2 separate regions of the Mus musculus genome follow, and region 1 is linked to region 2. The links are chromatin loops, found by intact Hi-C in ENCODE. Cell type or tissue: left cerebral cortex. All regions are shown on one strand. Each heading gives the region's core, and the rest is flanking DNA. Links, peaks and the distances in the headings are about the cores only.

Region 1 (3,855 bases), core at 507-3,006, 1.0 Mb after region 2:
AAACTACCACAGTGATCAGCCTGGCATGGTAATTTTTTGGGTGTTGTGGCATGTATAACTTGGTGTTTATCAGTAACCCTCTAATTGGGTCAACCTGCTCAGGGAGAGTAATCATGTGTAATTCTGGAAACCTAGCCATTTACCCAGAGGTCATGAAGTCATAGATCTTGTAGGGGAACCTACACCTTTGTGTTTTGAAATGAACATTATCGTCAGCTTCACTATAAATATGTCTTTATACATTCCAATATGTGCAGACCTCACTCCCCATCAAGGAAATTTCTCCTTGCCATGATTGATGCCATGAGAGAAGTCCAACCAATCAAAATGCAGAGTTGCTGGCTCCAGTCCCAACACATATATCTACAAAGCAACTCCTGCACCTCAGGCTAAGGCATCATTGCGGGAAAGGGGGGAGGAATTTTGCAGTGAGATTGTCTCCTAGAAATGTCAGAGATGCTACACCCATAAAGAAGTCTCACTAACATAACTAAACAAATGCAATACCTATAGGCATGGAAACATGTAAAGAAAAAACTCATGAGACCTCAACATTAGAATTATAGACACTAAAGTAATTGTGAGAGTGGGAGAAATACTTTTCACCAGGAGATGAGCACAGCTGTTGTCTATCTATTTCCAAATTGTCAGTCTTGAAAAAGCATAAATACAAGTAACACCGTATAGACTGAGCAAGTTATGTACTTAGGAATATTATATATGCATCAACAATCAAAGAAAAAAAAGCCATGAATTTGAAAGAGTTTAAGACGGGATACATGGGACAGTTTGGAGGGAAGAGAGAGGAGAAGAACGTGATACAGTTGTGTTCTCACAAGTTAAAAATAAAAAAAAATAAAACTTATCTTAAATTAAAAATTAAAATCATGATTATAAACAAGCAAAAACAAATATCTACATGTTAAGATATCATAAATGCAAAGGCCTAGAGATTAAAAACTCTTGCCAACAATATACTAATGAGGTCCTGAGGACTGTGTCTCAGTAGAGCACCTGCCAGATTTACCCCAGTGAAGAACTCAGTGAAGTAGCCCAGAGGTAGATAGAACACCCATCTAAAATTCACTGGTGAGACTGGTGACATGTCTCACCCACCCTTCACTAGCATATCATTTATATACCCTGGGCTCAATCTCTAGAATTAGATAGGGGGAAAAAAAACAAAACAAAACAATATCTCTTACAAGTTTTAGTCACACTGCCAAACTTCATGACAAAGTGTTATTTAAATGCCTACAAATCCTAGTCAAATTCAGTTTTCTGTTTTAGTTCAAATTACAAACCTTCTGCTGCTTCCCCATGTTTTCCTCCCACATAAAATTGTGGTATCCCTTATTTTCCCACATGTGAGGTCGCCTAGCAAACATAGATGGCAACTAGGAACCACAGGACCCATGATGAGGCTCTACACTCCTTCTGGAAGGCTGGTGTGTTACTTCCCTCTAGTGGCCACTCAGCAACATAACAGTTATGCTGCCTGGAGCCTCTGTTTTGCACTGGCAGATGAAGTGGTTTGCTATTTCTTGTGAGCCTACTGGATTACGAAGTAACAAAGAAAACCAGTCTTTGAGGACTGCAAAAGACACAAGTTACATTTCTAGTATCCTTGTCAAGTGGTTCAAAACTACCTGTAACTCTAAGTGCATACACCCCAACATCCTCCTCTCCTTTGAGGCCAACTGTGTGGACATATCCACACACCACAACAAAAAACAAATGAATGAACAAACAAATAAGTCCATTCAGCCTGAGTTACATAAAATACTGGCTCAAATGAATGGATAAGTACTAAATAATGTGGACACAGGACAAAATGGTACATGCCTTCAATTTCAGGGAGCAGAGGCAAGAAGATCTCCATAAGTCTGAGACAAGTCTTATCTACAGGCTACACAGGACTATATAATGAGTCCCTGATTCAAAATTATATTATGATGAGGCGCTGGAGTGACACATTAGCAGCTAATTGCACTGGTTGTTCTTCCAGAGTAAACAAATTTGATACCCAGCACTCAGTAGGGTATGCACACAACCATCTGTAACCTGACGCCCTTTTCTGGCCTTCAATAGCATCATTCACTAAAAGGCTATATCCTGGGGCTAAAAACTGGATTTGTGCTGCTTTCTGCCAGATGTCCTGAGGCTACAGTACTGAGCTCAGCTCTAAATGGACCTTCACTAATTTTCTAATGTCTGTCTGCCTGTCTCTCTGCCAACCTGCCTGCTTACCTGTCTGTGTATTTTATCTGCACTGCATGTGTGTGACTTGTGCCCTCAGAGACCAGAAGAAGGCACAACATCACCTGGAACACATGGTTATGAGCCACTATGTAGAGTCTGCAAGTCAAACCTGTTGTGTCTTTAGCAAGAGTAGTAATGGCTCCTAATACCAGATCATCCCTTCAGCACCTATGTTATTTTAATAGACTTATCTATTTTATATGTTTATGTGAATGACCTGAATATATGTTTATGTACCATGTGTGTGCTTTATAGACACAGAGGTACCTGGAACTCAGTGGTGGTGAGCCAGCTTGTACATGCTGAAAACTGAACCCAAATACCCTGGAAGAGCAGCCAGTGCACTGATATTTCTCTCCAGCACCTCATTTTTTATTTGAGCCTAATATGCTTTTGGGTACTTTAAAGTCTCACCAACACAGCTGCCCAAGAGACATGCAAACATTTATAAGGAAACACTCACAGTACCTCAACTCTATAGGCAACCAAGGAACACTGAGATAAGGAGGAATCATCTTCCCCAGGGAAAAGCATACCAATTAGTGGTCCAATACCAAATGGTGAACCCTGAAAACATACTAGTGGCATTATATTCACTGAAGAGAGTGTACCCATGCAATTAAGAATATCTATCTATCTATCTATCTATCTATCTATCTATCTATCTATCTATCTATTTATCTATCTATCTAAACACATATAATAACAATGAAAAGAGGCTATGAATATTTTGGTTTTTTTTCTTTTTTTCTAAAATTAATTTATTCACTTTACATACTGGTCATTGCCCCATGTACCCTTTTCCATAATCCTCCCCAATCATCTCCCCTCCTTTCTCCTCTGAGAGGGTGGAACACCCCCTCTCCCTGCTTATTTCCCTGTCCCTGGCACATCAAGTCTCTTCAGGGCTGGGTGAATTCTTTCCCACTGAGGCCAAACAAGGCTGCCCAGCTAGAAGAATATAGTCCACTGACAGGCAACAGGTTTAAGGGCAGCCCCTGTGCCAGTTGGAAGGGACCCACATGAAGATTGAGCTATACATCTGCTACATATGTAAAAGACATTACTAGGTCCAGCCCATGAATGAAATGGCTATGAGTTTAAATGTGAGCAAAAAGAAATGCATGAGAGGGTTTAGAAGGAGGAATGAGTGGTGGGGAGTAGTATAATTATAATATCAAAAATAAAGGAGATTTTGTAAGGTTTATCTTATTTTATTTATATCTCTCTGTGTGTCTTTATGTGTATATGCATATGTTCAAAAGCTACCCATAAAGGCCAGAAGAGGGTGTCAGGATCCCATGGAACTAAGTAACAACTGGTTTTAAGTTATCATATGGATCCTGGGAACTAAAATTCTGTCCTCTGAAAGAGCACCAAATGCTCTTAACCTCAGATCCATCTCTCCAGTTCCCACTTTAATTTTTGATTGACTTGCAAAAAATGTCATGCATATGGAAACTGGGTTTGTCAGAGTGCTTGCCTGAGATTCATGAAGCTCTGTATTCAATAAACAGCAATACCTGTAATCATGTCATTAGGGAGACGAATGCAGGAAGAACAGAATTTCAGGATCATCCTCAGCTACATATA
Region 2 (3,855 bases), core at 597-3,096:
AACATTCTAGAGAATCCACCTGAGACATTGAGACCTAAATGGAAGTAGAAGAATTGGTATGGGGAAGGGCCAGGTGAGGGCCATATGTGACCTGAGGACTGAGCATGCTCTGATGGTTTGAGGTGACTGAGATGGGTACTTGTAAAGGTTCAGTGGACATCGGGAAGCTGGTGCATGCTGTCAGAACTCATTCAGTTCAGTCATGCCGTCTACAGGCATGAAACTGAAAACCCTAAACTCTGCAACACCTCTGGACCCAAGCATTACATATGGGGTGCTCCACGAAAGCAGGCCTCAGCAAGGGAAGTCTTTCCAGTCTCCCATGAGCAACTCGGGTGTGGGAATCTGCTTTTTTTATGGAATGCTATTTTTAAAACCCTAAACACGATGTGTGAATTGCCAGGTACATACGTACAGCATGTCAGATTTGGAAAACTAAGTGTATATTTATTTTCTTCTCCCCCCCCCCCCATACTGTGACAAAATCCCTTCCAGAAGCATGTAAAAGGTAGGAGAGTTTATTTTGGTTCCGTTTGACAGTGCAGTCCATAATGATTGGGAAGGCATGACAGCAGGATTATGTCAGGAAGCAGAAGCAGATAACGCTGGTGCTCAGCTCACTTTCTCCTCTTTGTTTTTATATATACCTGGTTCCCCACCCATAGTATGGTACTACCCAAACTCAGGGTGAATCCTCCATAGTTAAAACTCAACAGAAACCCTCACAGACACAGGGATTCCAGATTTAGTTAAGTTATAATGAATATGAACCCACACTCAGCATTAAAAAAAGACTGCTCGTAATTTAGAATTGAAATTGTACTGAGATCATGATATATAGTTAGAACTAGGTTCTCCAGTTTGGCTTTGTTTTCCTCTCCTTTAAACACTCAAGTTTAATATCACATATGCAGCTTCCTGAATGCTTCCCTGGGGCAGAGCTGACTCAGAAGTCAGTTGTCCATGTTGCCTAGTGAAGGTTCGGAAAAGGCATAGGTGTCACAAAAAGACTTTGAGAGGTAGGAAAACAGGACACGTGTGGGAATGCTAACACTGGTGTTTCTAGAGAGTACAGTGTGGTATGAAGAGGCAGATTGAGGATAGCATGTGACACGAGCTAGAGAGGAATGTAGTGGCTGGATCCTCAAGGTTCTCAGACACCATGCTGCGGGTACTGAGTACATCCTGTTATCATCATTTACTGGAGCTTGTTTCCTTTCTCATGATGCAAGAAAGGGAGGGACAGACAGAATAAATAACTCACCCAAGGTCACAGATTCAGAGCTGGAAAGACGAGGTGTACACTGGGGTAGTGGCTATGATAGGTAAGAAGAGGATGGGGATCCAGAACCTTCTAAGTCTCCACTTTCATCAGGCATTGTGTCTGATCACTGGGGCAGACATAGACAAACTGCTGGTCAGCTACAGTGCTCCCTTTACCTTTCCAGCGCGGAAGCAGCTCCCCAAACGGACAATTCAAGACACTCTTGAGGAGCAGAATGAGGACAAAACCAAAACAGCTAAGAAAAGGAAGAAAGAAGAAGGTGAGGGAGCGGGATGTTTGTGTGTGTAGTGTCCAGTAGGTGTCACTGTTTTCCTGTGGAGATTAGACTGTCGAGAGGGTTCCCTTTATCCTGGGATCAATGCAGGGAAACAGCCACAGAGATGGAGCTATTGATCATGGGGGCTGTGTGTGATGCACCAGTTGCAGTTGTTGACCCAGCCAGGATCTTGTTCATGTGATAATAATAAAAATCTCCATATGGCTTAGTTTCCCATGACAGGTTTGAATTATTTAGAGGAGTCTTGATTTCCTATTGGCAGTTTGTAGTCAATAAAAAAATTAACTTAAAGTTGGCGATTTTGCCAATTCTGAGTATCTCCTGGAAAAAGAGGAGTATCTTTGTTCTAAGGCAAATTTCCCCCAGGTTAGAGTCTGTAATTTTATCATTACCCTGGTGGTATGACTTTTTAGTATGTTTGTAAATCAAAATGTACAGGATAGGCAGGTGCTCCACTGCTGAGTTACATGGATCTTGTAACCCAAACTAAAAATGGAATTTACTCTGTGGTCCAGGCAGACTTTGGACTTGTGACCTTTCTGCTTCAGACTGTACTGGGTGGGAGTGCCTTTAGGCCTCACTTCCATTTAACTTTTCTGTCTGTCATGAGGAACAGAGACCCCAAAAGAAAGCCTCGCAGAGGCTGAAGACGTAAAACAGAAGGAAGAAAAGGAGGGGGACCAGCTCATAGTCCCCTCTGAGCCCACAAAGTCCCCTGGTGAGTTGCTTATTCCTCTAGCTTCCTGATCCTGCTTGGGGCATCACTTGTCTGTGGAGGGTGGTTCACTGAAACAAGGCACAGACTCCCCAACATGGGTTCAGTGTGAACTCCAAGATAATCAGAGGTTTTGCTTTTACTATTGGGTTTATTGCTTATTTTACCCCATGCATGTGGGAAGAAAGGAAAGAGCCCTAAATAAAATGCTTTTAGACATCATGGCTGTCAGATACAACAAACTGAGTAGGTGTTTATTAAGTGCAATATCTAAGCTTAGTTACAGGATTTAGAAGAGGGAGTATTCTTGCAGCTTCTGTTCCTTGGTGTCCTTGAGACCCCTGTGTCATGTTCACTTTTGCAAGGACACTTTTAGGCATATACATATACATGAATCATGTTAGTTGTTTTTTTCTGGTGGTGGAACCCAGGGCCTGATATATGCTAGGCACATGTTTAATTCTGAGCCATACCTCAGTCTTCTTACTAGTGGGAGAGGCAAGTACTCTGTTACTGAGCTACGGCCCCAGCCTCTTACTGGAGGATTCTTTTATTTATTTTTTTTAAAGAATTACTTAATTATTTTATGCATGTGAGTACACTGTTGCTGTCTTCAGACACACCAGAAGAGAGCATCAGATCGCATTACAGATGTTTGTGAGCCACCATGTGGCTTCTGGGAATTGAACTCAGGACCTCTGGAAGAGCAGTCAGTGGTCTAGTTGCTGAGCCAAGTTTCCATTGCTCACTGGGGGTTTCTAGGCAGATGCTCTACTACTGAGTCACACCCCAACTCTGTTTTGTCTTTTTGTTTGTTGGGTTGTTTGTCTGAGATCTTACTATGAGGTTGCTTTGTAGTTTTGTAATTCCCCTACCTCAGTGTCCTGAGTAGCTGGTATTTCACACTGATGGCCACTCAACTGGGTGATGAGGTTTCTTTTCACTACCATTCCTAAGTTTGCAATTTTTGGACCATTGTCAGCTATGCTTTCATTAGCACTGAGGAGTGAACATTAGGCCAGAAAGGCCTTGTATTTACATAGCAGATAGAGAAAGGTCAAAATTGCTCAATTTTCCACTCATAGGGTGCAATGACTTTGGGATTTTAATGTTTAGTGCTAGAAACTTTATAGTGAGTGGTAATTTTATGGGAGGTTTCTGCCCCATTCTATACTTTTTGCTCCAGAATAAATGACACAGAGACATCAGATTTTATTAACAAGCTGCTGGTATTATGTTTCGCAAGTTCTGAGCTATTCTAACCTGATTAGTCTATTAATAACCGGATAAATTGCCTGTTATTGCCTGCCAACTGAGTCTTGCTATTTCCATGTATATCCTCAGGGTGAGCTTCTCTTGGCATGTACTTGTGGTCCATTCTCATCTTCCACCCTGCCTCATGGCAACTGTCTTCTGCTATCCCTTTTCCTTCTCTCCCTTGTGGTCCCTACCTGAGATCACCTCATCTATCCAAAGTCCTACCTTTCTCTCTCTGGTGCCCAGTCACAGGCTCTAGCTTTTTAATTACCCGTCAGGGATTACTGGGGAACATTCTTCACAGCACATTGGTCAACACAA

Evidence for each region. Peaks named below come from ENCODE experiments on the same cell type or tissue, not always from the same donor. Only the 100,000 strongest peaks of a DNase experiment are listed, where the experiment ranks them.
Region 1: a loop joins it to region 2, with 8 times the contacts of the local background. A loop is called at or near these places in 12 of 42 quality-filtered maps.

The regions. Positions count from the first base shown.
Region 1 is chr7:14,315,944-14,319,798 of GRCm38, forward strand. No RefSeq gene overlaps it. Among named protein-coding and RNA genes, the nearest start is that of Sult2a6, 63 kb to the left of the region's middle. In left cerebral cortex, for the core only: a CTCF peak has its summit at 1,480 (motif pointing left); a DNase peak (open chromatin) is centred at 1,456.
Region 2 is chr7:13,287,216-13,291,070 of GRCm38, forward strand. It overlaps Lig1 (ligase I, DNA, ATP-dependent), which reads left to right. Exons shown (of 29, transcript NM_010715.3): 6 at 1,449-1,544; 7 at 2,179-2,280. Among named protein-coding and RNA genes, the nearest start is that of Lig1, 10 kb to the left of the region's middle. In left cerebral cortex, for the core only: a CTCF peak has its summit at 1,567 (motif pointing right); DNase peaks (open chromatin) are centred at 946 and 1,561; H3K27ac peaks cover 229 bases.